2 separate regions of the Homo sapiens genome follow, and region 2 is linked to region 1. A link is an interaction called in ENCODE POLR2A ChIA-PET data of the cell type or tissue named here. Cell type or tissue: OCI-LY7. All regions are shown on one strand. Links, peaks and the distances in the headings refer to the core of each region. The heading gives the core; the rest is flanking DNA. Region 1 overlaps GRK4 (G protein-coupled receptor kinase 4). Region 2 overlaps HTT (huntingtin).

The links. ChIA-PET counts read pairs that join two places held together with the same protein. Peaks named below come from ENCODE experiments on the same cell type or tissue, not always from the same donor. Only the 100,000 strongest peaks of a DNase experiment are listed, where the experiment ranks them.
Region 2: POLR2A ChIA-PET joins it to region 1 with 8 read pairs; 4 of 35 experiments call an interaction of 5 or more read pairs at or near these places.

Annotation. Positions count from the first base shown.
Region 1 is chr4:2,975,607-2,991,641 of GRCh38, reverse strand. It overlaps GRK4 (G protein-coupled receptor kinase 4), which reads right to left. Exons shown (of 16, transcript NM_182982.3): 2 at 7,034-7,129; 3 at 2,803-2,915. Among named protein-coding and RNA genes, the nearest start is that of GRK4, 20 kb to the right of the region's middle. In OCI-LY7, for the core only: no CTCF peak of the experiment used is centred there; no DNase peak of the experiment used is centred there.
Region 2 is chr4:3,075,818-3,091,852 of GRCh38, reverse strand. HTT (huntingtin) reads right to left here. Exons shown (of 67, transcript NM_001388492.1): 2 at 4,831-4,914. It also overlaps the pseudogene RNU7-33P. Among named protein-coding and RNA genes, the nearest start is that of HTT, 9.2 kb to the right of the region's middle. RefSeq lists enhancers at 12,040-12,179, 13,857-13,996. In OCI-LY7, for the core only: no CTCF peak of the experiment used is centred there; a DNase peak (open chromatin) is centred at 13,832; H3K4me3 peaks cover 2,487 bases; H3K27ac peaks cover 2,643 bases.

The sequences.
Region 1 (16,035 bases), core at 6,251-11,250:
TACTCAAGAGGCTGAGGCAGGAAGAATTGCCTGGACCCAGGAGGCGGAGGTTGCAGTGAGCCGAGATCATGCTACTACACTCCAGCCTGGGCAACAGAGCAAGACTCAGCCTCAAAAACAAACAAACAAACTTCAGTGCTGGGAGTTCTGGATACTGTGTGGCATGCAATTAATGGAAGAGAAAGCAAGTCTGATCCTGCAATGGTCCTTCGATATGCCAACTGGGCAGGCTATGAGCCCCAGTTAGTCACTCAAACATAAATCCAGGTGCTGCTGGGAAGGTACTTGTACATACGATTAAAGTTTATAATCAGTTGACTTCAAGTGAAGGAGATTATGCTAGATAATCTAGGTGGCTCTGACCTAATCAGTTGGAAGGTGTTAAGAACAGAGATGAGTCTTCCTGGAGGAAGAAATTCTGCCTGAGGACGGCAGCTTCAGCCCATTACTGGAGAGTCCTACCATGCCCCTTCTGACGGTCCGCCCTACAGATTTCAGACTTTCCTAACCAGACCCCACAATTATGTAAGCCAATTCCTTGCAATAAATCTCTTAATATCTCCTCCTATGGGTTCTAGTTCTCTGGTTGAATCCTGACTGATACAGATGCCACTAATTCATTTAATGAGCAAGAAATAGGGCAAACAACCATGCCATGTGCCATGAGGGGGAAATGAATAAGACACAGTCCCTTCACTTGAGAAGCTCACAGAGCCTGTCATCACCTATCACGAGGATAGTCAAAGCAGTAAGTGTGACAAAATGGCACAATCAGACATTATTTCTGAACCTACACAACTGCCATCAAAAAAACAAAAACATAACCTGTAACTGCAGTCACATAGCTGTCACCTCATAACGACAGGTATCATGACAATATCAGAAGACTGAAACCTAAAACAGAGTTTCAACAATGCAGTTTAGCTATTTTAACGTAAGGAAGAACAGTAGGTCCCTAAATTCTTAAAATACAGCAGCTTGGCAAACATTACCCACTACATGAGAACTTACACCCAGGGTTCCATCCCCCAAACTGAGTAAGCATGCCCCAGCATACTGGAACTCTGTCTTCAAAAAGAAGAACTGGCCAGGCGCAGTGGCTGATGCCTGTAATCCTAGCACTTTGGGAGGCCGAGACGGGCAGATCACCTGAGGTCAGGAGTCTGAGACCAGCCTAGCCAACATGGGGAAACCCCGTCTCTACTAAAAATACAAAAATTAGTTGGGTGTGGTGGCACATGCCTGTAGTCCCAGCTACTCAGGAGGCTGAGGCAGGAGAATCACTTGAACCTGGGAGGCGGAGGTTGCAGTGAGCTGGGATCACGCCATAGCACTCCAGCCTGGAGGACAAGAGCAAAACTCTGTCTCAAAAAAAAAAAAAAAAAAAAAAAAAAAGAAGAAGAAGAAGAAGAATCACCTTATTCTAGCAACAGTGCCAGAAAGGAAAGGACTGGGAGAGATCTGAGGGAAGGAAGCAAACAACAAAACAGCCGCAAATGTTTTTCTGAAAAGAATATATCATAAATAAATATATATACATTTTAAAGTTTTAAAAAGCTGTGTTAGAGGAAAATCAAATCCAAACTCAATGATATAAGACATATATGTCCACATATAATAAGCACTCAATACATATTTGCCGATACAATTAAGACAGGCCAAAGCAGAGAGAGGAAGGATCATAACCCTGGTACAAAAGTGAGAGAGATTTTCTGCTAAATTCCACCAATTTTCTATTGGTCACTTGCTTCTGAATTTCATAGCTTTGAAAGTCTAGGCTTCCCAATGGTACCCACAAAGACTGAGAAACATAAAGTTTCTTTACCTATAAGGAAATCACAGTAAATCTCAAACAGGATACATGAGAATGTTGGAAACTTTCTTGAGCATAGTAAATTCCATCCAAAGTGATCATTCTTCTTACACAAACTTTATCCCTTCCATATGCTTCTGGGTTAAAGCGTTTTTAAGTTAAGAGCATTGGCCAGTTGAGTGCAGAAAGGACACTTTTCTGGTAGCCGAACAAGCACTATCATCTTAGAGCCGGGCACAGTGGCTTATGCCTGTAATCCCAGCACTTTGGGGGGCCAAGGCAGGTGGATCACAAGGCTGAGGCAGAAGAATTGCTTGAACCCAGGAGGCGGAGGTTGCAGTAAGCCAAGATCATGCCACTGCAGTCCAGCCTGGGAGACAGAGAGAGACTCCATTTCAAAAAAATAAAAAATAAAAAAAGCATTATCATCTTAATTAGTTTGTCATCTTCATACAATTCAAGCCTCAAGTTTCAAAGTCATTCAATGACTACATGTGATTCTCCAACACTTGAGACGTAATTCTACACAAAATACCACTTCAGACTAAAGGGATTTCTGTCCTAATAAGATAATATGACACCAAGACAACCAGTCCCTCCACTCCTACATCATTGCCCAGGTCTAGTTTTTACATTTTCTTTTTTTTTGAGACGGAGTCTTGCTCTGTCGCCCAGGCTGGAAGGCAGTGGTGCGATCTCGGCTCACTGCAACCTCCGCCTCCTGGTTCAAGTGATTCCCCTGCCTCAGCCTCCCAAGTAGCTGGGACTACAGGCACGCGCCACCACGCCCGGCTAACTTTTTGTATTTTAGTAGAGACGGGTTTCACTGTGTTGGTCAGGATGGTCTCGATCTCCTGACCTCATGATCCGCCCGCCTCAGCCTTCCAAAATGCTGGGATTACAGCATGAGCTACTGCGCCTGGCCAAGTTTTTACATTTTCAAAAGCATAAGATTGGGTGGTTGCTCAATATGGAGATAAACTGCTCACCACTGCATCCAAGAATTCAATGTGCCTCTTTAGAGTGGGTTTGGTATCACAGAACTGCCTGAAGAGACGTCTTCCTATCGGTTGCTTGTCACAAAGACTGCTATAATCCTTTTCTGGGTGAAGCAAAGGGATAAGAAGCAAACAAATAGAATCATTACAGTCCACCACATGCTGTTCTAAGCCTTACAGTTCTCACTCGATACAGTAAAAGTCAAGAACAGTATTTGCCGTATTATTTTCATCTTGTTGTTGTTGTTGTTGTTTGTTTCAGACAGTCTCCCTCCTCTGTCGCCCAGGCTGGAGGGCAGCGGTACAATCTCCGCTCACTGCAGCCTCTGCCTCCCGGGTTCAGGCGATTCTCCTGCTTATCTGTTAAGCATCTAATATCTAGAACATAGAAAGAAATCTTATACCTCAACAACAAAAAGACAATCCAATTTTTAAAACGGATAAAAGATTGGAACAGACATTTCTCTAAAAGTTTACAAATGACCCATAAGCACATGAAAATATGCTCAACATCATTATTCATTAGAGAAATGCAAATCAAAACACAGTAAGATACTTCATACCCACTAGGATTAGATTCAATGAAAAATAAAGAGGAAAATCAAAAGCGTTGGGAAAGATGTGAAGCAACTGAACACATTGCTACTGGGAATGTAACACAGGGCAGTGGTTTGGAAGAGTCTGGCGTTCCTCAAAAAGTTAAACACAGAATTACCATATGATTCTACTTCTTTTTTTTTTTTTTTTTTTTTTTTGAGACAGAGCCTCACTCTGTCATCCAGGCTGGAGTGCAGTGGCATAATCTCAGCTCACTGCAACCTCTACCTCCCGGGTTCAAGCAATTCTCATGCCTCAGCCTCCTGAGTACCTTGGATTATAGGCACATGCCTCCACACCCAAGTAATTTTTGTATTTTTAGTAGAGATGTGGTTTTACTATGTTGGCCAGGCTGGTTTCAAACTCCTGACCTCAGATGATCCACCTGCCTTGGCTTGCCAAAGTGCTGAGATTACCGGCATGAGTCATGGCGCCTGGCCCAATTTTTGTAATTTTAGTAGAAACAGGTTTCACCATGTTGGCCAGGCTAGTCTCGAACTGCTGACTTCAAGTGATCCACCCACCTCAGCCTCCCAAAGTGCTGGGATTACAGCCGTGAGCCACTGCGCCTGGCCAACAATTCTGCTTCTGAGTACATACACAAAACAAGTGAAAGCACGGACTCAAACAGGTATTTGCACACCAATGTTCCCAGCAACACTATTCACACAGCCAAAAACTTGGAACAACCCAATGTCCATCAACAGATGAACAGATAAGCAAAATGTGGTATGTCCACGCAATATCCAACTCAATGCCACCGAACTGTACATTTCAAACAGTAATTTTTGTTATGTATATTTTATCATCATTTTTTAAAAGCCTAGTACATGAATATTCATAGCAGCATTATTCATAACAGGCAAAAGTAGAAAACAACTCAAATGTCTATTAACTGATGAATGGCTAAATAAAATGTGATATATCCATATAATGGAATATTATTCACCAACAAAAAAGGATGAAGTACTTTGACAACATTATGCTACGTAAAAAAAGCCTGTCACAAAAGACCACATAGTTTATGATTCCCATTTATATGAAATGTCTGGAACAGGCAAAGACATAGACAGAAAGTGGATTTGTAGTTGTCTAGCTCTGGAGGTAGCGGGCAGGAAGGAGTCAGGAGTGGCTATCAATGGGTGTGGCGTTTCTTTTTGGGGTGCTGAAAATGCTGTCAAATTGACTGTGGTGATGGTTTCACAACTCAATATATTAAAAACTATTGAATTATATACTTTAAATGGATAAGTTGTATGGCATATGAATTATATCTTCAAGAAGCAGTTATTTAAAATACTCAGTGGAGTTAAAACAATGGGGGGGTTACAACAATGAGGGAAATACTAGCTCCTTTATACCACCTGAAACTAATTTTTATAAATATAATACTTCATCATCTTTCTTTAAAAGGAACTACAATAGTACTAAAGGAAAGATGGATTGGTTTGTAAAAATAATCTTGGAATAAATGTGTCCTTCCTACAGATAACACAAAGCTCAGAAGCTAACCAGGAAAAGACTGATATATTTGTCTCTATAAAAATACTAAAACTTCTGTATGAAAAAAAGACACTGAGGGCCAGGCGCGGTGGCTCAGGTCTGTAATCCCAGCACTTTGGGAGGCTGAGGTGGGCGGATCACAAGGGCAAGAAATTGAGACCATCCTGGCCAACCTGGTGAAACCCAGTCTCTACTAAAAATACAAAAATTAGCCGGGCGTGGTGGTGGGCACCTGTAGTCCCAGCTACTTGGGAGGCTGAGGCAGGGAATCACTTGAATCTGGGAGGCGGAGCTTGCAGTGAGCCGAGATCATGCCATTGCACTCCAGCCTGGCGACACAGCGAGACTCTGTCTCAAAAAAAAAAAAAAAAAAAAAGATAACACCTTTTATATATAAAGAACTTTTATAAATGAATTAGAAAAGAAAAAGGAAACATTGAAAAAAAAAAAGGAAATGTTCTACCCCATCCATAATCGAGAAAAGAAACCATTTTTCAAATTGCAGTTTAGCAAATATTAAAAATACTGACAACAACCAGTATTAGCAAAGGCATCACAAAGAAAGTTTGTTACATACTGTTGACAGAAAGGTAAATTGATACAATCTTTTTGGCAGTGATTTAGCAATATCAAAATTTTAAATGCATGTACCCTTTGAACTGAAAATTCTATTGTTAAAAAATACAGTTATGATTGCTCTATAGACATGATTCTATATCTGACTTCTTTTTTTTTTTTTTTTTTTTGAGACGGAGTCTTGTTCTGTCACCCAGGCTGGAGTGCAGTGGTGGGATCTCCAAGCTCCCCAGGTTCACACCATTCTCCTGCCTCAGCTTCCCAAGTAGCTGGGACTACAGGCGCCCGCCACCTCGCCCAGCTAATTTTTTTGTATTTTTAGTAGAGACGGAGTTTCACCGTGTTAGCCAGGATGGTCTCGATCTCCTGATCTCGTGATCCGCCCACCTCAGTCTCCCAAAGTGCTGGGATTACGGGCGTGAGCCACCACACCCGGCCTTCTGTATCTGACTCCTTAGGCTCATGTTAGGACCTGTAGCTAACTCTCATTCTTTACAGTTGCAGAGTATTCTGTTACACTGATATACCATATTTTTATCTGACTAATCCTTTCCTGAAGATCATTAGAAATTTTTCTTTTCTTTTTTCTTTCTTTCCCTCATTAATTTTTTTTCTCAAGACAGGTCTCACTATGTTGCCCAGGCTAGACTCAACCTCTTGGGCTCAAGGGATCCTCCTGCCTCAGCCTCCTAAGTAGGTGCACCTACAGGTATGTGCCACCATGCCTGGCTCAATAATTTTTTTTTTTTTTTTTGAGACAGAGTCTTGCTCTGTTCCCCAGGCTGGAGTGCAGTGGTGTGATTTCGGCTCACTGCAAGCTCCGCCTCCCGGTTTCACGTCATTCTCCTGCCTCAGCCTCCCAAGCAGCTGGGATTACACACACCCGTCACCGCACCCAGCTAATTTTTTTGTATTTTTAGTAGAGACGGGGTTTCACCGTGGTCTCGATCTCCTGACCTCGTGATCCGCCCACCTCGGCCTCCCAAAGTGCCGGGATTACAGGCGTGAGCCACTGCGCCCGGCCTGGCTCAATAATTTTTTAAAACGTGCATAGAAAACTGTCTGGAAGGCTACTAAACAATACTTAACAGTGTTTCTTCTACAGACAATAATTGGCTCGGTCATGGGGAGAGGAATTTTTACTTTTTCTTCAGTAATGTATAGAACAATGAGTATATATATTACTTGTAAAAAATGTTTCTAATGGGGAGCGGGCATAGTGGCTCACACCTGTAATCCCAGCACTTTGGGAGGCCAAGGTGGGCAGACTGCTTGAGCTCAGGAGTTTAAGACCAGCCTGGGCAACATGGTGAGACCCCACCTCTATAAAAAATATATATTTTTAATGAAAAAGTCAACAGCCAACTTTATAACTGCAGATCAGAAAATCTAAAGGATTTTTTTTCCTGAGAGGAATCATGAAGATATAAGGAGAATTTATCATAAAATGTTTGAAACAAACATGGAACTCAAGAAAGAATAACATCTAATGAATGGTATCATGCCAGATGTACCATCCAAGCATTAGTAGGCACTATTTACTCACCAATGGAATGTCTAAGCTCACTGCACTGGCTGACAGGAGGCAGTGTCAGTATCTCCTTCCATTTTTTACTACGACCACTTTTTTTGCCATATCCTCCTGAATTTGGGAGAAAAAAGGCAATTTCCTTTAACAGTCAGAAATATCCAATTATAACAACTACTTCCACCAATATATCTTAACATTTCTGTTTGAGTGGTTTGGGTACCTATCATGAATAAAAATACATGCTTATAATAATTTGTCTTATCTGGAAAGCTGCTTGATGAAGTATAAAATTCCCAAGGGAAGCAATCTGTCACTAGCTCTGCCATTTAGAAGCCATGGTGAGCCTCAGTTTCCAAATCTGTAAACAAGATCTAACATGACATATTGTTCAGGGCTGCTTATAAGTATTTATCAAAGAAATATTTATTGAGCATCTACTATGTACCAAAAACCTTCAAAGCACTAGGCATATGATGGTAAAAAAGACCAAGTCCCTCCCTCGCATTCTAAGTGAGGGAGTGATATGGTTTGGCTCTGTGTCCCCACCCAAATCTCATCTCAAATTATAATACCCACATGTCGAGGGAGGGACCAGGTGGGAGTCCCGTGATTGGATCGTGGGGACGGATTCCCCATGCTGTCCTGCGATAATGAGGGAGTTCTCATGAGATCTGATGGTTTTAAAAGTGGCAGTTTCCCTTGTGCTCTCTCTCCCCCTCTCTCTCTCCTGCCACCATGTAAGACGTGCCTTGCTTCCCCTTCGCTTTTCACCATGATTGTAAGTTTCCTGAGGCCCCTCTAGCCATGCAGAACTGTGAGTCAATTAAACCTCTTTTATTTATAAATTACCCAGTCTCAGGTAGTATCTTCACAGCAGTGTGAAAATGGACTAATACAGGGAGACAGGTGCACAAATCAGATAATGATAAGAGATAAGAAAAAAATGCTAATCATATAGTGATAAATATGAAACAAAATCAAGCAGGGTAAAGGTGGAAGGTGCTGTTTTGACTAAGGTAGGATCAGAGAAGACCTCCCTACAGGGGTCACATTTAGGCAGAGGCCTGAAGGATGTGAGTGGCAGAGTCTTGGCAAGTGCTGGGAGAAGAGCATCCCATGGTGAAACCAGAATGATGGAAAAGGCTACACTATAATACTTCAGAAAGATCTTTTAAACAAGCACCATTTTTTCTTTAATTCAACTCAGAGAAATGAGCATCTTCAATCTCAAGCCTTCTGGGCAGCTAAAATTTTACTGAATTTTATCCAGGAGAACATAATGGCTTAGGCTGGGTGACTAAGACTCCAGGACCATTTGGAAGAATTAGGAAACCAGGGCAAAAGCCACATTTCCTTGGAACACGATGAGCTCTGTCTTAAATACGGTGAGTGTGGAAAATTGTAAGAGACAGACATTTGGAAGATGGGTAGACTGGGATGAGCTCAGAAGAGGCTCGGCTAGAGATACAGACTTGATATCTGCAAAAAAGAAAACCATCAAAGATGTAAGAGCTTCTTCCTCAGCCTTAGTTTTGCTCTTCTACTCCCCCTACTCAATATTTCAACTGAGATCATGAGCTCTGGACTCACGTCCCACACCACAAGATGTCCAGAGCACCTGGCATTCAACATGTTCACCCTAGACTCATAATCTTCCCCCTCAAATCCAGTCCACATTTTTTCTTTCTGTTAAGATTTGTTTATTTAATAAACATGTAACAACCACCTGCCAATGCCAGAGAATATGTCAAGTGCTGTGTCAGTGACAGCCATGTCCTATGTCACTGAAGGGTGGGGAAAGGGTGACCTGTTCCTCCTGTCCCTTCACAGAGAACACAGAAACTCATTCCAGAGAAGCAGTAGGCACTGAAAAAAGGCTATCATCTTTGGTTATGGGTTATTTTTTTCAGGGTTATTGCTGGTTCTCCCTTCAGTTGAAATAAGAACTGTTCTTTGGGATATGCCATTTTTATCTGACCTCTTAAAGGAGTACAGAGCTGAGCTGTCACTTGCCTGATGCAGTATTTTGCCCTCTAGATTCCACAAGTGGAAAACAAGCATGATCTACAAGTGCCCTGAGACATGGCTTACATCTTCAGTGGTGCTTCTGTGCCCAAGCTGCTGAATCATTGAGCAGAGAACAAGTCCCTCTTGGTCTTATTCATATTTCACTATCTCTGCTTTCTCTTGTTCCCTGGCTTCTCCCAACTTTACACTACTCAAGTAACTAGCAAGAAACATGGCAGCCTGGCTGCTATGTCCTTCCTTTCCTAAGCCTGACACTGCCTGTAGGCTTAGAACCAGTGCTTCCACCTTCCCAGGATCCAAGCAGCGAGGCAGGCAGGGCCTGGATGAGGTGGTGCTGGCAGCAGTGGCCAGTGCCGGCGGAAGCCAGGAACAGGTGGGAGCCCTACCCCCTTCCAGGTTGGTGGGGCAGGAGCCCCACACTACTGGGAGCAGCTGCAGCCACCCAGCCACAGCTGCTGACCTGGGCATCCCTGTGCTCTCAGGAGCCCAGGAAGCCCCCCTGCCCCTGCAGGCTCAGAAGTGCCTGTTCCCACTGACTGGCCTCTCACTGCTCCTGGCACCTGCTCCGATTTTGGATCAAAGTTGTGGCTGAGCCCAGGCACTGTCACAACCCAGCCAGGTGTGTGCACGATAGGGGCGGTGCTGACACACCAGCCACCTGCCACCTCAGCCCCCTCCAGACTTTGGACACCAATGAGCATGGCAGGGAGGCCAAGGCGTGGCTGAGTTCAGCTCAGTGCAGGCCAGGGCACACAAACAGCCAGGGCACCATGAACAAGGGCAGGAGGCAGACAGGCTCCTGGGTAGAAAGGGGCAGGGTCCCCAGTGAAACCTCACCTTCAAGCCAGGGATAGACTGAAGCCTGACAGCCGGGCTGCCAGTTCTGCAGACTGGAGTGAGAACTTATGGTGGTTTTTCTGGGCCCGCCCACGGACCAATCAGCATGTACTTCCTCCCCTCTGAAGCTTATAAAAACCCCAGACTCAGCCAGACTTGGGCAGAAAACAGGACAACCTGCCTGCAGAGAGGTGCTACCCACTGTGGGTCTCCTTTCCACTGAGGGCTGTATACTCATCAGGACAACCTGCCTGCAGATAGGAGCTACCCACTCCAGGTCTCCTCTCCTCTGAGGGCTGCACAGACGATGGGATGATCTGCCTGCAGAAAGGAGCTACCCATTTTGGGTCTCCTGAGAGCTGTACTGTCACTCAATAAAGCACCTCTTCTTGCTTACCCTCCAGTTGTCTGTGTACCTCATTCTTCCTGGACATGGGACAAGAACTTGGGACCCACTGAATGGTGGGACTGAAAGAGCTGTAATACAAACAGGCTGAAGCACACCCCCCAACTCACCACGTTGTGGGTGATGAGAAGGAGAGAAGAGAGGAGATAAGAGCTGTGGCCCCTTGGGGAGCCGAGACTTAGGACCTCCCCCAGCCAAGGCTGTGACACCCTCTTTGAAGCTCTGTGGTTCCTGAAGTCTCCAAGCTTCTGGGCGCCACCGCATTCCCTGGCACCCACAGTGGCAGCTGCTTGCAGTACGCTTGGTCTAGCCACAGCCACAGCAGGTAACCAGCGCCTGTGCCTGGAGCTGCCTGCCCTGCCACAGCTGGCATGCCTGGCTGTGCCCAATGGCCAGACCCCACACTCATTTGCTCATGCAACCCTTGCTGCTCTGCACCTGGCTTGCCCTTGGCAGGCATGGGATCTGGACCAGTAGTGAAAGACAAGCACAGCCTGCCAGGCCAAGTGGGTGGAAGGAGCCCAGTGGGCCCAAGCAAAACTCAGGTAAAGCCGCCACTGGCCACAGAAGTCTCCAGCTGGTGAAGTGACACCCTAAGGATCCTGTGACAGTGGCACAGCCGCTCAGCCCCAGTGGGTTTGTGTTCACGGGTATGTGGCACTGACGGTGGGGTAGGGTGGCAACAAGAGGTAGGCTGGATGCATTACCCAGGACTAGCCTGTCAGGCAAGAGGTGAGCTGTTCTGCTCCTCACAGATGGGCCCAAGGAAGACAAGGCTTCCAGTGAGTCCCTGTGCCTCATCTAGGTGCTGTTCTGGGGTATTTGCACATTGAGATCTCAGCATCTAGTAGGCTTGTTGTGGAGATTAAATAGGATAACTTGTATAGAAAGGTACCAGGCCCATGAGTGGGGTTCAGTGTTCCTTCCCTTCCCCTTTAGGGTATGTTTCCTACATCGACAGAAGATTCCCACTGAAGACTGGTTCCCGGGTTCCCATCTTGGATGATGAGGGAAACAAGTCAAGGTGCTAGGCTTTCCTCTTCATCCTGGCTGCTGCCACTCCCAGCCAGCTCCAGGCAGTGAAGGCTCCAGGGAGGCTGGGTGGCCATGGCAGCCCCAGTCATCCTTCCATACTGTGAATCCTGGCTAACAAATTATTTATTGAGAAGACATCTGCTGTCCATGTCCAGTGTGCCAGGCACTGTCCAGGCTCTGGGTACCCTGTGGAGGGTCAGGCAGCTGGTCCTAACAGGATGAAAGCACTCTTGTCAGACCCAAAGAAACTTGGAGCTGGGAAGGCACAAAGAAGGGTTCTTGCTTACATGTCTGAGATAAGAACCATTAGGAGGAGTGTCTAAAATAACCCCACAAGAAATTCTTTCACATCCTTCATGCATTTCATGCTTTTCACAACCTACATTTGGCACATATGCAGGTATTTCTGAGACCAGGTACACTGGACCATTTTTTTTCTTTTTTGAGATAGGGTCTTGCTCTGTCACCCAGGCTAGAATGCAGAATGCAAGTCTCACTGCAGCCTTGACTTCCTGGACTCAAGAGATCCAGCTACCTCAGCCTCCTCAGCAGCTGGGACCACAAGCATGCACCACCACACATGGATTTTTTTTGGGGGGGTAGGGGGACGGAGTTTCACTCTTGTTGCCCAGGCTGGAGTGCAATGGTGTGATCTTGGCTCACCACAACCTCCGCCTACTGGGTTCAAGCAATTCTCCTGGCTCAGCCTCCTGAGTAGCTGGGATTACAGGCATGTGCCACCACGCCCGGCTAATTTTGTATCTTTAGTAGAGACAGGGTTTCTCCATGTTGGTCAGGCTGGTCTCGAACTCCTGACCTCAGGTGATCCGCCCGCCTCGGCCTCCCCAAAGTGCTGGGATTACAGGCGTGAGCCACCGTGCCTGGCCACTCTTTTTTTTTTTTTTTTTTTTTTTGAGACAGAGTCTCCCTCTGTCACTCAGGTTGGAGTGCAGTGGCACCATCTCAGATGATTGCAACCTCCACCTCCTGGGTTCAGGTGATTCTCCCACTTTAGCCTCCAGAATAGCTGGGATTGCAGGCGCCTGCCACCACACCCAGGTAATTTGTGGGGTTTTTTTTTGTTTTTTTTTTTGAGACGGAGTCTCGTTCTGTTGCCCAGGCTGGAGTGCAATGGCGCGATCTCGGCTCACTGCAAGCTCCACCTCCTGGGTTCACACCATTCTCCTGCCTCAGCCTCCCAAGTAGGTGGGACTATAGGCGCCCATCACCATGCCTGGCTAATTTTTTTGTATTTACAGACGGTGTTTCACCACGTTAACCAGGATGGTCTCGATCTCCTGACCTCATGATCCGCCTGCCTTGGCCTCCCAAAGTGCTGGGATCACAGGCGTGAGTCACCGTGCCCAGCCTAATTTGTGTATTTTCAGTAAGAGACGGGGTTTCAGCATGTGGGCCAGGCTGGTCTCGAACTCCTGAACTCAGGAGATCCGCCCACCTCGGCCTCCCAAAGTGCTGGGATTACAGGCATGAGCCACTGTGCCTGGCCACACATGGCTATTTTTTTAAAAAGCTTTTGTAGAGAAGAGATCTTGCCATGTTGCCCAAGCTAGTCTCAGACCCCTGGGCCCAATCGACCCTCCTGCCTCAGCCTCTCAAACAACTGGGATTACAAGCATGAGCCACCTTGCCTGGCCTGGACTTTTTTTAGGACGGCAGCAATTGAGATAAGATGCTCTTGAAAGAACACCTGCCCCCTAGTGGCATCTCCACCACAGAACTGATGCCAACTACGATTTTGAGCCTCTGGAACCAGTGAACTCTGTTTCCAAGCAGCTTATGTGAACCTCTCCCTGTCTGCCAAATAAAAGCTTCCTCTTCCTTTCCCCTTTTCGGGTGCACCTGTGGCTCGCCATGGCTGTGCATCCCAAATTATAATCCTCTTTGCTTACTCCCTAATTCATTCATTAAATTCAGAGATATTTTTCTCTGATATCTTTTTTTAGATTGACAATAGAATCGATTAGCTCAATTACAGAATCCTATCAGACCAAGTTTTTAAAAGATTCTTAAAAACTTAGCATATTATCAATTAGCTTAATGTGTGAAGCCACAGTCTATGAGATAACCAAGAACCTTCTACATAAAGTAATTTTAAAGATGAAAGTTGTTTTCCCTTTTTCTTCCCACTCAATATGGATCTTTAGGATAGATTAATACAGCAACTGACTTTTAGGAATTTCTATAAAACCTAGTTTATTCTCAATTTTAGCTGTAAAAAAGAAGGAAAATATTTTATTGTCAAAAGAGATATAGTCAGGGCACCAAAGGCTCATGTTACAAAAGAAAAAATAGGCAAAATGAACTTCATAAGCCCATGGAATGGGGGAAAACATTTGCACATTATATACCTGATAAGGGATGAGTAATCAGAATATATAGTGAACTCCTAATAGTCACAACAGAGCTGCTGCTGGGAAGTGGCAGCCCAATGAGGGACATTTCCCAGTCCCCTGTGGGGAGGGGGGCCATCTGACTGTGATCTGGACAACAGAATGTGGACAGAAGTGTTTATGCCACTTCCACGCCTGGCCTGGAAGAATCTCCCACACGGTTCTCCGTGCTCTCTCGCTTCTTTGTTTCGTAGATGGACCGAGATCCACAGGAGGATCTTGGGAGCCATGTGCTGATGACTCAGAACTTCTGCCAGCCTGGAATCCTCAATGACTGCACAAAGCACAGTCTACTCACCCACTCCCTCCCTGACCGCCCTCAACGTGGCTTTTATGGAAATGAAAAATAAATTCTATTCTTATTGCTCCACAAACAACAGAGATTTTAAGGTTTACCTGTTACAGCAGCAAGTATCAGTTTAACTGATACAGATGTCAGTATCTAGAGGGAAATATTAACCTAATAAAAAACCCTGGGTAAACAGATGGTCTAGCAGTAGGCGTAGCAGCCGGAGCTCTGCGTTATTCAGTAGCAGCAACACATTTAGTTCAGTGTTGTCTGTGATGATAACTCAAGAGGCAGCACACACAGACCAAGTGCTTGGAGAGCCCCACGCTCTAGCAAACAGGTCAAACAGCAGTAGTATGCGCTGTTACTCATCATACCGAGGAAGGTATTTTGCTGGGGAAGGGAGCTCAAGCAAGAATTGCTGGCTTTGTAAGCAGCAATAAAAAAAAAGTGCAAACAGACCAGAAATTTGGGCCTTTAGAGAGTATGAAAGGCCGCCTGTTCCTGGACCCCCAAACAGTGGAAAATAAGACTGGAAAAGGCTTTGAAAGACAAAAGCAGATAAAAACTCAGCTCTGTGCAGCAAGCAGATCAGGGGTGTGGTTTTCCCACCCATACTGCTGCCTCAAGACAGCCCCCAACTAATCTGGGGAGTAGAGACTTGAAAGAAAGAAAATTCGGCCGGGTGCGGTGGCTCGCGCCTGTCATCCCAGCACTTTGGGAGACCGGGGTGGACAGATCACCTGAGGTCGGCAGTTTGAGACCAGCCTGACCAACATGGAGGAACCCTGTATCTACTAAAAATACAAAATTAGCCGGACGTGGTGGCATGTGCCTGCAATCCCAGCTACTTGGGAGGCTGAGGCGGGAGAATCACCTGAACCTGGAAGCGGAGGTTGTGGTGAGCTGGGATCATGCCGTTGCACTCCAGCCTGGGCAACAAGAGCAAAACTCTGTATCAAACCAAAAAAAAAAAAAAAAAAAAAGAAAGAAAGAAAATTCAAGCTTGAGAATGTGTCTAGGAAAGAACGGTGGGTGCAACTACTGGCACATGGAACTGGCTGGAAGCAAACATATCATCAAAGGACAAAATTACATCAAATTTCAAATTGGAATCTAGTTGGCTTTTATTTGCAATGCTAGAATTGGGCAACACCTCCTTCTAAAAAACAGAATGCAGCCTGGGCAACATACTGAGACCCCATCTCTAAAAAAAAAATTACTCAGGCATGGTGGTGTGCACCTGTAGTCCCAGCTACTCAGGAGGCTGAGGTGGGAGGATCACTGGAGCCTAGGAGGTCAAGGCTGCAGTGAGCCATGACTGCGCCACTGCATTCCAGCCTGAGCAACAGACAAGAGCCTGTGAAAGAGAGGGAAAAAAAAACAAGGAAGAAGGGAAGGAGGAGGGAGGGAAAGAGAGAGAAAGAAAGAGAGAAAGAGAAAGAAAACAATGAGTGTTTCAATGAGCTAAACAGAGGAGTTTGGTTTTATAGGCAGAAAAGGGCTGAAGCAAGCAGACACAGAGAACAAAAAGCAGACTAGTCCTTTCAGAGTTACTTCCCTTGCTCCTTGCCCCTTGCAAAGGTTGAAGCAGAGGGGACCTCCTTATCATGCTGGCTAAAACCGGCCTGTTTGGGGATTTGGCTACTATGTATCTCTCCTGATTTCTCCAAAGGTCAAACAACTTTCAGCATGGTGACATGGAACTTTAGCAGGACTGACTCAATTTTGGTTTGATTTTTGGGGCCTAGTGCAGGAGCTCAGTACAAACCAATGGCCACCTATAAATTTAGCTTAACAAGATCAAAAGCTGACTATGTTTCTGAGAGAAATATAGTGCTGAAGAACTTGGATCCAGGATGAAGACAGCCTTGAACTGCTTGAGCCTTGAAACAACCTTCAAGCCCACAAACTTAAATCCGTAGAAGTGGGTCTGCAAAGCTCTGCACTGCTCCAGAAACCTGTGGAGGTTTCATCTGTCTGTCCATGTTAGCCGGCTCAAGGAGGAAAA
Region 2 (16,035 bases), core at 10,809-15,808, 96 kb before region 1:
TTCCCAAATTGCCTTCTTAGAAGGTTGTATCACCTCTGACAAAAATCTGAATATTCTTAATGTTTGCCAATTTGACAGGTAAAAAAGGTTCTTATTTTTGTTTCAGTTTCAGTCTACTGATTACTAGTGTCCTAATCAGCTTGAGTTTCTATAACAAAATACCACATACAGACTGGGTGGTTTAAACAATAAGCACTTACTCGTCACAGTTCTGGAGGCTGGGAGTCGGAGAACAAGGTGCCGACAGGTCGACAGTGTTTTTCTTAACGATATTTATAACTGCTCTTTACACAGGCTAGTAACCTTTGATCTATATGCTGTCAATACTTTCCCCAAGTTCAATTTACTTTCAATTTTGTTGAAGGTGGATTTTGACATATTGAACTATATTCCACTCAAAACAGTTTTTTCCTTTATAATGTTAACCTTCCTCAAACTAAGATTACATTTTTTAAAGAAATTATTTCATTTTTTCACATTTAGGTAATTAATCTGAACTTTATGTTTGTTTGCAATATGAGGTAGAGATATAATGTTCTCCCAAAGTCAGAGAAATGTATCATTTCCCTCATTTCCCTAATACATATATGTTACACCCATCATAAATTCATACAGATACACACATACACTCTTCTTTCTGTTCTATACCTGTTTTAACATCCAATCACTATTTTAATGTCACATACATTAAGTCTCACCATATTAGTGTTGATTTCTTTTTCTTTTTTCTCTTTTTTCTTGAGACAGAATTTTGCTCTTGTCGCCCAGGCTGGAATGCAGTGGTGCGATCTAGGCTCACCGCAACCTGTACCTCCTGGGTTCAAGCAATTCTCCTGCCTCAGCCTCCCAAGTAGCTGGGACTACAGGCATGCACCACCACACCCAGCTAATTTTTGTATTTTTAGTAGAGGCAGTGTTTCACCGCACTGGTCCAGCTGGTCTCAAACTCTTGACCTCAGGTGATCTGCCTGCCTCAGCCTCCCAAAGTGCTGGGATTACAGGCATGGGCCACCACACCAGGCCTGGTGATGATTTTGAGATATTCTTTGCAATTATGTATTTATTCTTGCAGTGAACAAGTTCAAAAATACCTCTACTAGAATTTTGATCAAGATTATTTTAAATTTCTGTGTTAATTTAGAGAAAATTCAACTTAGTAATATAAAATCTTCCTATCTAGAAAGTGGTCACCTATATCTTTCAGAAACATTAACAGAAGTTTTTATAAAGTTTTTGCATATTTATCGATTCCTTAGAGTTCGATATATTGGTGCTACTGTGAACTAGATCTTTAAACGTTATATTTTCTAGCTGATTTATGCTAATATATGGGAGATCTATGGATTTTTGTATATTTATGTTTACCTAGCCACCTTATCAAGGTACATATTAGTAAGAGGTTGCTCAAGTAAGCATTCCTGGGTATTCCCAAGAGGATACTTGTGAAAAATGTGTAGTCCCTACCTACTCAAACAGAATGCAGAAGTATGTTTGGGAAAAAGGACAGTGAGGTGCCTTCATTACTGTATTTTTAACAAATTTTCCAGATGATTTTGATGCTCATCCATACTTAGGAACCAGTAACTTAGACCACTTTAGAGAGCTTAAAGCAGACTACATTTTCACAATATACATGAAGTTTTAAATGACTTCCTACATTGAAAACGTCAGAAGCTGCCATTTATATAACCTCATTAGAGACAAAAATTAGTCTAGCACAAAAGCTATAAAAAAGTTCCAAAAGTTTAATTATATTTTAGGAGAGTTAACAGGAAACAGCGATGAGCAATAAGTTTCCATAAAACATATTTACATAAAATATCACCTTCAGCTATATACTCTGAAATCCCTAAAAAGTATAGAGTGTATCCTATGAAACCAAGAATAACCTCTCTGACTCCAAAAACTCCTTTTAACATGCTCTTCTGTAGAACAAGCATAATGAACTCTCAGCATTACTCCATAAAAACAAGAGACAGACTAATGTGAAAACCATTAACAGCTATTATTTTGATTTAATATGGCATATAGAACCACAAATCAATCTTAAGATGTCTCAACATACTTTACTAATATATGAATATAAGCCAACATTCCATGAATTCCATTTGAAAATTATCAAAAGACAAAATGACAAGAATAAAGCCTGACGCACTCAGATTGAAAGAGATCTTATTTCCTGGGTCAATAAGCTTTCAGAGAGAAATTATGTTCTCTGAGACCTGGATGGTGGAGATCAGATGAACAATGACCAAATGTTTGCCAAGTATTTAAAGTCATTTCACAAAAAAAGTAAAGATGGCCAGGGGCAGTGGCTCACGCCTGTAATCCCAGCACTTTGGGAGGCCGAGGCGGGCGGATCACGAGGTCAGGAGATCAAGACCATCCTGGCTAACACGGTGAAACCCCATCTCTACTAAAAATACAAAAATTTAGCCAGGCATGGTGGCGGGTGCCTGTAGTCCCAGCTACTTGGGAGGCTGGGGCAGGAGAATAGCGTGAACCCGGGAGGTGGAGCTTGCAGTGAGCTGAGATTGCACCACTGCACTCTAGCCTGGGCAACAGAGCAAGACTCTGTCTCAAAAAAAAAAAAGTAAAGATAACATATAGCTTTGGATGATGGGCATCGCAATGGGATACGCTTCCCGCTCAGGTGGCTAATGAACATATCTATGCAGTTGCTTTTTCACAGTGTTTCACATGTACCATCTGATCCCACAAGAACTGTGTAACTAGGGATTACATTTCAAAAATGAGCCAGTAAGGCTCAAACACGTTACAGCTTATCTAAAGTCACCCAGCTTACACAGGTAGCAGAGATAGAATTCAAACCTTTTTTTTTCCTACTTTTATCATAGCGTTGTATTCTACAATAGCATGCTAACTTAGAATTTTTATATTTTTATTTTCAGGACATATGCTCATTTGTTATTTCATTTTCTTCCCACAACATTTCCACAAATTAGACAGAAACAGAACAGAATCATACACAGTATTTCACAAACAACAGAAATGAGTTAACCTAAAATGAAACGGTTTTGTGAAATCACTTTGAAAGTATATAATACAAATGCACAGAGGCATTAAAAATAAGCAGATCACCAAAAAAAAAACACAAATCCTGTAGGAATCCACTTACATGAGGTCTCCAGAGCAGTTACACTCATACAGACAGAAAGTAGAAAGGGACTACAGGAAAGAATGGATGATAGGGAGTTTAATGAAGACAGATGTTCAGTTTTGACAGAAGAAAAACTTATGAAGTAGATGGCAGTGATGGCTGTACAACATTACGAATATATATACTGAACTGTACCCCTAAAAATGGTTAAGACAGTCAATTTTATGTGCATTTTACCACAATAAAAAGACAAGAGAGGGCCGGGCGCGGTGGCTCACGCCTGTAATCCCAGCACTTTGGGAGGCTGAGTTGAGCGGGTCATGAGGTCAGGAGATCAAGACCACGGTGAAACCCCATCTCTACTAAAAATACAAAAAATTAGCCGGGTGTGGTGGCGAGCACCTGTAGTCCCAGCTACTCGCCAGGCTGAAGCAGGAGAATGGCGTGAACCTGGGAGGCAGAGCTTGCAGTAAGCCAAGATCATGCCACTGCACTCCAGCCTGGGTGACAGATCGTGACTCCGTCTCAAAAAAAAAAAAAAAACAAAAGTGAAAAGCAATGGCCAAGAGGAAATTTTTTGAAAAAACAAATGAATCACCGGGCGCCCTGGCTCACGCCTGTAATCCCAGCACTTTGGGAGGCTGAGGCGGGCAGATCACCTAAGGTTGGGAGTTCGAGATCAGCCTGACCAACATCTCTACTAAAAATACAAAATTAGCTGGGCACAGTAGCACATGCCTGTAACTCCAGCTACTTGGGAGGCTGAGGCAGGAGAATCACTTGAACCCAGGAGGCAGAGGTTGCAGTGAGCCGAGATCACGCCATTGCACTCCAGCCTGGGCAACAAGAGTGAAACTCCGTCTCAAAAAAAAATTAAAAAAAGAATCACCACACGTTTTTGTCAGTACTAAAATCAAGATTATTTGTCTAAAAATTTTTTTCTGACTGACTATAAAGGCTTTTTCTAGCTTCTACCAGGAGAATAACATGAATTATTTATTCCAAGGGAAAGTAAGGCAAGGCAACTATTTCACGCATGCCCATGTGGGTAACAGAATTCAGATATCATAGGTGAATATGTCTCCTACTGAGCCATTGGAAACAGGCCTAAATATATTTACCATCTACAGCTACTAGGAACAACGGTCAGAAAGATAGTCAAAAGCAAAGCAGCTACAAAAGAAGGTGCTGCTAGTTCATCCCAGTGAGAAAGATCAAGCAAGGAAAGCTGACCTACAGTCAATGCCCCACGATCCCCACTAATCCCGAAGCACAGAGGAGTGGGCTCCAGCCACTGCTAGGAGCAGAGGTACAATAGGACAGCAAACTGCCAAGAAAAAGCAAATAAGAGAGACAAACTGAACTGTCTTGTGCTGTTCCTACTATTGCAACAAATGCAAAAATATCAAACCATAGATGGTTTTAAAATAACTATAGTTGCTAAGGGTGTTAACTAAACATAAACATGTTGTTCAATTACCATAATGGTTTTAATTTTTGCATAAAAGATTACAAAAAGGGAACATTATTCATTTCAGTGTCTGGATATCCTTGTATATAGCCAGAAATATGGGAAAAGGGTCCTTCTTCATCTTAAATGGATTTCTGAATCCATTTAAAATAGCTGGGACACAAAGAATATTCTAGCCCATTAAGACTGAAAATATACAAAGTTCTTATTTTCTCTAGACAGTTCAAAGTGCAATTACCTGACAGACTGTGCCACTATGTTTTCACATATTGTCAGACAATGATTCACACGGTCTTTCTTGGTAGCTGAAAGTTCTTTCTTTCTAAAAATAAAAAAAAGAAGGAAATTAATATGTGTTGAATTACCCACTCCACTTAGTTCTACACCTCATTCATTCATTCAGTGAGTGTTTCTCGACTACTATGAATAAACCGTTATACTCCATGTTGCGGGCAGAATGGGGATCTGGACAGGGAAGCACAGGGCACGAGTTCACCAATGGCTGTCAAGCTACGCTGCTCACAGAAAAAACAGATGATGTTACTAAAGCAGTTCATTTCCCCCATTTTACTTTATTTTACTTTTTTTTAGAGTCAGGATCTTGCTCTGCTGCCCAGGCTGGAGTACGATAGCACAATCATGGCTCACTTTAGCCTTAAACTCCTAGGCTGAAAGGATCCTCCCGTCTCAGCCTCCTGAGTGGCGCGGACCACAGGCACGCACCACTGGGCCTGGCTAATTTTTTCAAAATATTTTGTAGAGACGGGGCCTCACGATGTTGCCCAATTGCTCAAACTCCTGGCCTCAAGCGATCTTCCCATCTTGGCCTCCCAAAGCACTGGGATTATAGGTATGAGCCACCATGACTGGCCTCACTTCCCCCATTATAGAGAGAAGAAATTGAAGTGCCAACCATGACATGCCCAAGATCACACAGATATGAAGTCATACAGCCAGCATTTAAACCCAGGTCTTCTGGCTTTAAATCTCCTCTGTATTTCACCAATACTCAATCAATTTCACGTTTGAATCATGTGTTAACATCACTAAAGCCAAACTGCATCTTACAACCAGTGGTATAGTTTGATTAGAAACTTTCTTTCTTTCTCAGCAGTACAGAAGATGATGGCATAGATTACAAGAGATGGGAAATTCAATTAGAAGAAACACAGTCTAATACCTACTCTATATATACCAGGCTGCCTTCAGTTCTCAAAATCGTTAACTGACTACAATCAACATACCACACAGACCTCAGTAAAATATAAGCAATGGCTAACTGCTTCTATGTCCCCAAATAGCTGGGAATAAGCCTCCTATTAAGACTTCTCAGCCAAGCAAAAGGAGATAAACAGCCTGGCGAAGATGATCAGGCTAAAGATGCCTCCTTCCCATCCAAACCTATGGCTTCAGATGTCTTCACAGTTGGCACTATCAAAATAAAGTAGAGAGGGGTGATCCAAAACATAGGACCAACTAAAAACAACTAAACTAAAAGACTACTAAGTTTCTGAGAAAATTGTATTACCAAAGAAATAAAAAATCTAACTTAAAAACACTGCCTTGCTATCTCATTTTGTCCAATAAGCAAACCTGGAAGTTTAAGAAACTAAAACTAATTCCTTCCCCCATGGAATTTAGTTAAGATGATGAACTGATAACTCAAACTGACTTGTTCTACATGAAAAGTAAGTATGGTGATTAAGTGAAAAAGAAACCACCTTGCTCTGAGCAAGAACTGGAAAAACAGGGTAAGAACAGTCCTGGCTTTTCAATCACTTTTGGTAAATGTAGTCACTTTCACTTCACCTTCAAAATTAAAACAAACGGCCAGGTGTGGCTCACGCCTGTAATCCCAGCACTTTGGGAGGCTGGGGCAGCAGATCATCTGAGGTCAGGAGTTCGAGACCAGCCTGGCCAGCATGGTGAAACGCTGCTCTACTAAAAATACAAAAAATAGTTGGGCGTGGTGGCGGGCGCCTATAATCCCAGCTACTCGGGAGGCTGCGGCAGAAGAACTGCTTGAACCCAGGAGGCAGAGGTTGCAGTGCACCAAGATTGCGCCATTGCACTCTAGCCTGGGGAACAGAGCCAGACTGTCTCAAAAAAAAAAAAATTAAAACAATCCTCCGCCAGCCTCCTCTAATTGTGTAATCAAGCAATCTGCACGGGCACACAAGCGTAAGGAGGGGCATGTAAACTCAAGGACACTACAGCATTCTATTTATTTATTTTTTTTTTTCCCCCGAGACGGAGTCTTGCTCTGTCGCCCAGGCTGGAGTGCAGTGGCGCGATCTCAGCTCACTGCCAGCTCTGCCTCCCGGGTTCACACCATTCTCCTGCTTCAGCCTCCCAAGTAGCTGGGACTACAGGCACCCACCACTATACCCGGCTAATTTTTTGTATTTTTTAGTAGAGACGGGGTTTCACCGTGTTAGCCGGGATGGTCTGGATCTCCTGACCTCGTGATCTGCCCATCTCGGCCTCCCAAAGTGCTGGGATTACAGGTGTGAGCCACCACACCCGGCCCAGTAATGCTGTATTTTAATTGATCTTGGTTTTTTTTTTTTGGAGATGGAGTCTTACTCTGTCACACAGGCTGAAGTGCAATGGCGCACTCTCAGCTCACTGCAACCTCTGCCCCTCGGGTTCAAGCAGTTCTCTTGCCTCAGCCTCCCAAGTAGCTGGGACTACAGGTGCACACCACCATGCCCGGCTAATTTTTGTATTTTTAGTCAAGATGGGGTTTCATCATGTTGGCCCGGCTGGTCTCGAACTCCTGACCTCAAGTGATCTGCCCACCTTGGCCTCCCAAAAGTGCTGGGATTACAGGCATGAGCCACCACGTCCGACCTGATCTTGATGTTTTAATGTCATGTGTGTTGGATTATTTGGATGAACATTACCTCTGGTTTGTTTCACTCTGAACATGGGAGACTGAGACACAAGTATCACTTGAACCCAGGAGGCAGAGGTTGCAGTGAGAAAAGATCATGCCACTGCACTCCAGCCTGGGCAACAGAGCAAGACTCTGTCGCCAAAAAAAAAAAAAAAAAAAAAAAGACAAAGCATTTCCATTACAAGTATTCCCCTGTGTTGTCCTTTTATAACCACATTCACCTCCCTCTCTTTTCTCTCCTCTGCCACCACTAACCTACTCTACTACCCCATCTCTAACCCCAGGCAACCACTAATCTATTCTCCATCCCTAAAACTGTGCCATTGCAAAAAAACATAGAATCATACAGTATGTATAACCTTTTGGGATTGGCTTTTTTCATTAGCATAACTTCACCTAAACTGTTGCATGCTATCAGTAGCTCATTCCTTTTTATTACTGAGTAGTTTAACCATTCACCTGTTGAAGGACATCTGAGCTGATTCCAGTTCTTAGATATTATGGGTAAAGCTGCTATGCATACTTGAGTATAGGTTTTTATGTGAACATTAAGGTTTCATTTCTCTAGGATTAATGCCCAGGATTGTAGTTGCTGCTGGGCTGTATACTAACGGTATGTTCAGTTTTATGACAAACTGCCAAACTGTTTTCCAGAGTGGCCGTACTATATTATATTCCCACCAGCAATAAGTGACCTAGTTTTTCTAAATCCTCACCAGCATGTGGTATTGTCAAAGTGATCTTTTCATCTAAATGCATATATATACATATATATGTGTGTGTGTGTGTGTGTGTGTGTGTGTGTGTGTGTGTGTGTGTGTGTGTGTGTGTATATTTAGAGACAGGGTCTCACTCTCTTGCCCAGGTTGTAGTGTAGTGGCATAATCATAGCTCACTGCAGCCTCAAACTCCTGGACTCAAGCAATCCTCCAGCCTCCTCAGCCTCCTGAGTAGCTGGGACTACAGGCACACACCACTATGCCCAGCTAATTTTTTAAAGTTTTTTGTAGAGACCTTATAGGTGCTGCTATGTTGGCTATGCTGGTCGTCTGGCCTCAGGCAATCCTCCCACCACACCGTCTCAAACTACTGGTATTACAGGCATGAACCATTGTGCCCAGCCAAAATGATCTTTTAAAAACATAAATTAAACTACTTGTTTTGACCACACAAGCTTATCTTGGTGCACAAGACGCTCGTCTCTAACCTCTCATCTCTCGCAGCCTCATCCTTATTTCTGCCCTTCACCTTACTTCAGCCACTGGCCTCCTTACTGGTTCTCAAACATGGAAAGCATTTCTGCCTTCTGTTAACTCTGCCTGGACCTCTCTTCTCCCGCTATACACATGGCTTGCCCCCTTTCCACTCAAATGTCACCTTCTAACCACAGCTCTCCTTTGTGCCCTAAATAAAATTGCACATTGTCTCTCCCCTCATTCGGTTGTTTTTCTCCATAGTGGCTGCTCAGATGAAAGGGTCCTTCCAGTTCATCTAAGCGAGTCCCACTACCAATGGCTGGGAGCTCTCCGCAGGCTCACCTCAGCTCACTCATCACAGCTACAGAAATGCTCAACGGCCCTACAGCAGATAAGCAAGGCCACCTCAGCTACACCTGGACACATATGAGCAACACAGGTCTTCCTCCCAAATGCTTGCATTGTTATTAGCAACAACAAAGGTAAGGTCTAAGCACCTACAGTGGAGCTTCCCAAACTCCAATGTGCATGTAAGTCACTCACTGAACCTGTTAAAACACAGACTCTGATTTGTCAGGTCAAGCAGAGAGAGTCTGCTTATGAGATCCCAAATGATACCAAACGACTGTCCCTGAGACCTCACTGTGATAGCAAGGACCTATGGACATATCATGTCTCTAACATACATTCTAGCCCCCAAATTGATCCAATTTAATACAATATTAAACAGTGCTTTATAAGGTATTTTATTTTTCCTCCTTGTTGTCTGAATAAGACTAAATGTTTTGAGTGTGGATCCATTCAAAGGTAGTTTATCAAGTGGTTGACTTATTTACAGGAAATGGAGGTGATGGGGATGGGGACTTCTCAAGGTAGAGAGAATATGTCACCAGCACATTCTACAGCCACAAAAATGTGAGACCTTTGCCTTTACATCTCCAAAAGTCCTCTTTTAAAAAGAAATTCTAAAATATTACATAGCAATTAATAAGAATTACAGGTACTGCTATGGAACAATATCTATGACACATTGTTAAGTAAAAAAATACATATGTAATGTGATCTCAGTCAAGCAAACAAAAAATGACACATTTAAATGCTTGTATATGCATATTAAAATCTGGGAAGAAGACACAAGAAACACTTTTGTTCTTAGGAAGTTAGACAAAGATGACAGACTTGCAAGAAGGGCTTTGTTTTTCATCTGTGCTGCTTGAAGATATTTTTATAATGTATATGTGTAACTTTTATAATTTTCAAAACTAGTTTAAAAAAAAAACAAAAACAGCCAAAAAAGAAATGCTTTCCAGCAGGGTGTGGTGGCTCACACCCTGTAATCCCAGCACTTTGGGAGGCTGAGGCGGGTGGATCACCTGAGGTCAGGAGTTCAAGACCAGCCTGACCAACATGGAGAAACCCCGTCTCTACTAAAAATACAAAATTAGCTGGGTGTGGTGGCGCATGCCTGTAATCCCAGCTACTAGGGAGGCCGTGCAGGAGAATGTCTTGAACCTGGGAGGCAGAGGTTGCAGTGAGCCGAGATCGCGCCACTGCACTCCAGCCTGGGCAACAAGAGTGAAACTCCGTCTCAAAAAAAAAAAAAAAAAAAAAAAAAGAAATGCTTTCCAAATGTGGTCCTATCATATTTTAACCTAGGAGTGGGAAAACTATAACCTGCATATTTTTGGCTAGTTCACAAGCTAAGAAATGTTTTTACATTTTTAAATGGTTGACCAAAATAATCAAATACTATCTCATGACAGGTGAAAATTATATGAAATTCAAACTTCCTTGTCATTAATAAAATTCTATTGGAACACAGACACTCATACATATTGCTTATGGCTACTTTCATGCTACAATGGCAGAGCCGCGTAGCTGTGACAGAGACACTGTGCCCACACAGCCCGAAATACTTACAATCTGACCATTTACACAAAGTTTGCCCATGTTCATAGGTGGAAGACAATATTGTTAAGATGCGAATACTCCCCAAGTTGATCTACAGATTCAACACAATCCCTCTCAGAATCCTACTTGGCTTCTTTGTTGAAACTGACAAGCTGATCCTACAATTCGTACGGAAATGCAAGGGACCCAGCATGGCCAAATCAATCTTGAAAAGGAACAAAGTTGGAGAACTCACATTTCATGAATTTAAACTGTGACACAAACTTCAGTAATCAAGACTGTATGGTACTGGCACAGGATCGACATAAAGACCAACAGGTAGAACTGACAGTCTAGAAATAAATTTATACAATTAAGGACGATTAATTTTCAACAAGGGTACTAAGATAATTCCATGGGGAAAGAATAGTCTCTTCAACAAACAGTGCTGGGACAACTGAATAACCACATGGAAAAGAATAAAGTTGGACTTCTACCTGAACCATATATAAAAATTAACTCAAAATGGATCAGACTTAAATGTAAAACTCTAAAATTCTTAGAAGAAAACATAGGAGTAAACCTTTTTGACTTTGGATTAGACAATGATTTCTTAGATATGACACTTGAAGCACAGCAACCAAAGACAAAATAGATAAACTCGACTTCATCAAAATTAAAAACTTTTACACTTCAAAAGACACTATCAAGAAAGTAAAAAGACAATCCAAAGGAAGGGAGAGTTTTTACAAATCATCTATCTGATAAGAATCCAGTATCCAGAATATATAAAGAACTATTACAATTCAACAATAAAAATACAAAGGGAAAAAATGAGAACAAGGGTTTGCAAGGTAAGTATAAGAAAGAGCCTGGGTTCTGACCGGGTGCAGTGGCCCAAACCTGTAATCCCAGCACTTTGGCAGGCTGAGGCGAGTGGATCACCTGAGGTCAGAAGTTCGAGACCAGCCTGGCCAACATGGTGAAACCCCATCTCTACTAAAAACACAAAAATTAGCTGGGCATGGTGGTATACGCCTGTAATCCCAGTTACTTGGGAGGCTGAGGCAGAAGAATCACTTGAACCCAGGAGGTAGAGGTTTTAGTGAGCTGAGATCACATCATTGCACTCCAGCCCGGGTGACAAGAGCGAAACTCCGTTTCAAAAAAAAAAAAAAGAAAGAGCCTGGGTTCCTTAACTTATTGTTGAATTTCCCCAGACTTATTTTTGTCTTCTGATAAGCTCTTGCTTGTTACCAGTTTAAGCTATTGCAGCAGGATTTTCTGTTACTTGCAGCTGAATACAAACCTGATAACGCAAGCTACTGCTAAATTGTTATACTTAGCAGAGTTCAACAAGTGCAGTTGGTTCCGCATTCAAAATCCAGTCAGTCATTCCTCACACTGCCCACAGCCGACAGCCGGTACCCTGACAGAACCCACCATGCTTATCTGAGCACTGCAGTGGCTTCCTAACTGGTTTCTGCTTTTGCCGGTGTTCCCCTTCACTCTGTTGTCAGCCAGAGTTCACTTAAGATTGAAATTCAGATCATGCTACTCCTCTGCTCTAATCCTCCAGTGACATCCCATCTCACTCACATAAATGCCAATATCTTTATTCCATCTACAAGGCAAGTAGTATTGGTCTGATATGGCACTCCCTTGACCTCTTGGACCTTACTTCTTACTACAAATGTCCCCCTCACTCAATTCACCCAACTAAAATGACATCCTTGCTATTCCTGAAACAGGAAGATTTTGGACCTGTTCCCCCCATCTGGAATACCACTACTTCATACACCCTTACACTAGACTCTTAACTCGCTTGAGGTCTTTACTCAAAAGCCATCATCTGGCCAGGTGTGATGGCTCACACCTATAGTCCCAACACATTGTGAGGTTGAGGTGGGAGGATCACTTGAGCCCAGGAGTTCAAGGCTGAAGTGAGCTACGATAGTGATACTGCATTCCAGCCTGGGTTAAAGAGCAAGACCTTGCCCCCCAACCCCAAAAAAAAAAAAAAAAAAAGCTGTCTTCTCAGTGGACCTTCCCTGAACACCGTATTTAAAATATCAACACTGGCCAGGTATGGTGGCTCATGCCTGTAATCCTAGCACTTTGGGAGGCCAAGGCAGGCAGATCACATGAGGCCGGGAGTTCGAGACCAGCCTGCTCATCATGGCAAAACCCCATCTCTACTAAAAATACAAAAATTACCCAGGCGTGGCCGGGCACAGTGGCTCATGCCTGTAATCCCAGCACTTTGGGAGGCCGAGGTGGGCGGATCACAAGGTCGGCGGATGACGAGGTCAGGAGATCAAGATCATCCTGGCTAACACGGTGAAACCCCGTCTCTATTAAAAATACAAAAAAATTAGCTGGACGTGGTGGCAGGCGCCTGTAGTCCCAGCTACTTGGGAGACTGAGGCAGGAGAATGGCGTGAACTCGGGAAGCGGAGCTTGCAGTGAGCTGAGATCGCGCCACTGCACTCCAGCCTGGGCGACAGAGCAAGACTCCGTCTCGGGGGAAAAAAAAAAAATTACCCAGGCATGGCAGTGCATGTCTATAATCCCAGCTAAACAGGAGGCTGAGGCATGAGAATCACTTGAACCCAAGAGGCAGAGGTTGCAGTGAGCCAAGATCACACTAGTGCACTCCAGCCTGGCTGATAGAGCAAGAACTGTCTCAAAAAAAACAAAACAAAACAAAATAAAATAAAAATGTCAACACTTAGTGCTACAGCTCTTTTGGAATTTGTCTAGCAGGCTTTCTGGGTTTTGCTGGAAAGCCCTTAACAATTTTTTTAAAAATAAAAATAAGTTAACACTCGATTAACCCTGACATTTCCCTATCCCCTTCCCTGCTTTGAAGTTCCTCCACGTATTAACGTACTGTATATTTTACTTATCTATCTTGCTTACTGTCTATGTCCTTCATTAGAATGAAAGCTTCACGAGGGCAGAGCTTTGTCTGCTCACTGCTGAGCCCTGCACCTATAACAGTGCCAGGCACATAGTACATGTTTAGTAAATATTTACTGATGAATGAATAAAGTCAGGGAAACACCAGATAGGAATCTGAAGGAGAATAAGAAACTGCCAGAAGCAAGTATTAATTGCCTCCTAATTACTGTGAGGACCCTCCCAAGCATGCTAGATTTGCTGAGCCTGCAGCCAGCCCCATAAGGAACTCCTGCATCCTGTATGCTGAGCAGAGCACAAACACTCATAAACTGAGGCCCATGCATGGCGTGACACCACAGTTCCACACCAAAGAGCAAGAGCCATAAAAACAGAACAGATACTTTCTAAATTGCTTTCATCAATCTTACTTTGAGAAGAGGATTTTTTGGCTGAAGCACGTGAACAGAACTGCCAAAATCCAAACTTTGTGAGCAGTGTTTGTTACTCAAAATTAGTGAATACCTCCTTTCTCAACAGCAAAATACAGAGAAATATGACAAATATGCATTTTATTTAAAATAACTATAAAACTATAAATAAACCTAATGCAGTTGATTTCAGAGCATGCTAAGAACCTTTAAAAGTTATTATTCTAGCCAGGCATGGTGGCTCACACCTGTAATCCCAGCACTTTGGGAGGCCGAGGTGGACAGATCACAAGGTCAGGAGTTCAAGACCAGCCTGGCCAACATGGTGAAACCCCATCTCTACTAAAAATACAAAAATTAGCTGGACATGGTGGTGGGCGCCTGTAATCCCAGCTACTCAGAAGGCTGAGGCAGGAGAAGCATTTGAACCTGGGAGGCAGAGACTGCAGTGAGCCGAGATTGTATCACTGCACTCCAGCCTGGGTGACAATGTGAGACTACATCTCAAAAAATATATAGATATATATTATTCTAAACTACTTTTGTTTTTAGAGCATTTTAAATCTATCTTACAATATGAACAGGTTATATCTGGCAGGATACATGAGGAACTGAAATAGTGCTTGTTCTTGGGGACAAAGTTAGGTACTCAGAGGAAAGGGGTGGAAGGAAGATATTTTAATTATTGCCCTTTTGTAATTACAGAATTTGTATCATGTCAATGTATTACTTATGCAAAAATAATACATTAAAAAAAATTTTTTTTGAGATAGAGTCTCGCTCTGTCACCCAGGCTGGAGTGCAGTGGCGTGATCTCAACTCACTGCAGACTCTGCCTCCCGGGTTCAAGCGATTTTCCTGCCTCAGCCTCCCAGGTAGCTTGGATTACAGGCACGTGCCACCATGACCAGCTAATTTTTGTATTTTTAGTAGAGACAGGGTTTCACCATGTTAGCCAGGCTGGTCTCAAACTCCTGACCTCAGGTGATTCGTCCACCTAGGCCTCCCAAAGTGCTCGGATTAAAGGTGTAAGCCACCTTGCCAGTCCTGATTAAATTTTTTAAATAAGGTAATCATATATTACCTTAAAGTAATGAAACAAAATCTATCTCCTTTGTCAAGGCAGCAAAGGAAATTTCTTGATACCCATATTTTGAAGATAAGCAAATGCAGGTTCTGTCAAATCAGCATAAGAAAGAGAAGGCATATTTTTAGAATGATCAAGTGTCTGAAGCAGCCCAGCAGAAAGGTCTTCCTTCCCATCAGGAGCCCTGTTTAGTGTTTACACAAGATACATGCAATGTGTGAACTTTTATGACACCTACCTCCTAGAAAAGCACTACAGTAAATTTCTGGATGAGAAATTACTTACTGAAGAGATAAGCCAAATTGTTTTAAAATTTCTCCAAATATCCAAAAAGTTTTTCCATCCTTTAGAATAATTTATTCCTAAATTTTATTCCAACAAATAAGCTAACACTGCTCTCCGAATCATTTTCTAATTAAACTTTGAAGACGAGACAAGGATCATAACAGAAACAAAGAACAAGAAATATTACTAAAAATTAATCAGTCTTAACAGAGATATTCTTACCAAATGCCATCTGGGACACATCCAGATCGGAAATAGAATACTGAGAGGTAAGAGAAAGGCCTGAACTGCACCAGAGTACTTCCTAACTCCTACTGTACACTCGACACACAGACTTCCAGGGAAAGTCCTGGGGTTCCGCTAGATGTTTTAATGGTCTCTCTTTTCCTGTTTCAAAAATTCTCCCCAAGAACAAGCAACAGAAACCCCTAGCTTCCAAAAAGTAACAAGCTGTCAGCAATGAAGCAAACAGAAACCCTTTCACTGGCACATCTGAGATGCCCACGGAGTCTGCGGACCCCCCGTATTCTGGCAAGCCTGACTGGAATACTGGTAAAATGTACACCTCATTCATCCCTCGGCAATTAACCTCCCCATCAGCAACGTGTTGGTTTTATTCCCAACACACATAGGCAAAAAACTTCAATCAACTCTTCCTAATATTTAAGATAATTTCATTAATCACCACGTAAGTTCACCACTTTACTTGGCAACCACAACTCATTCAAACGCCTGCAGACCAACTTAGGCTTAG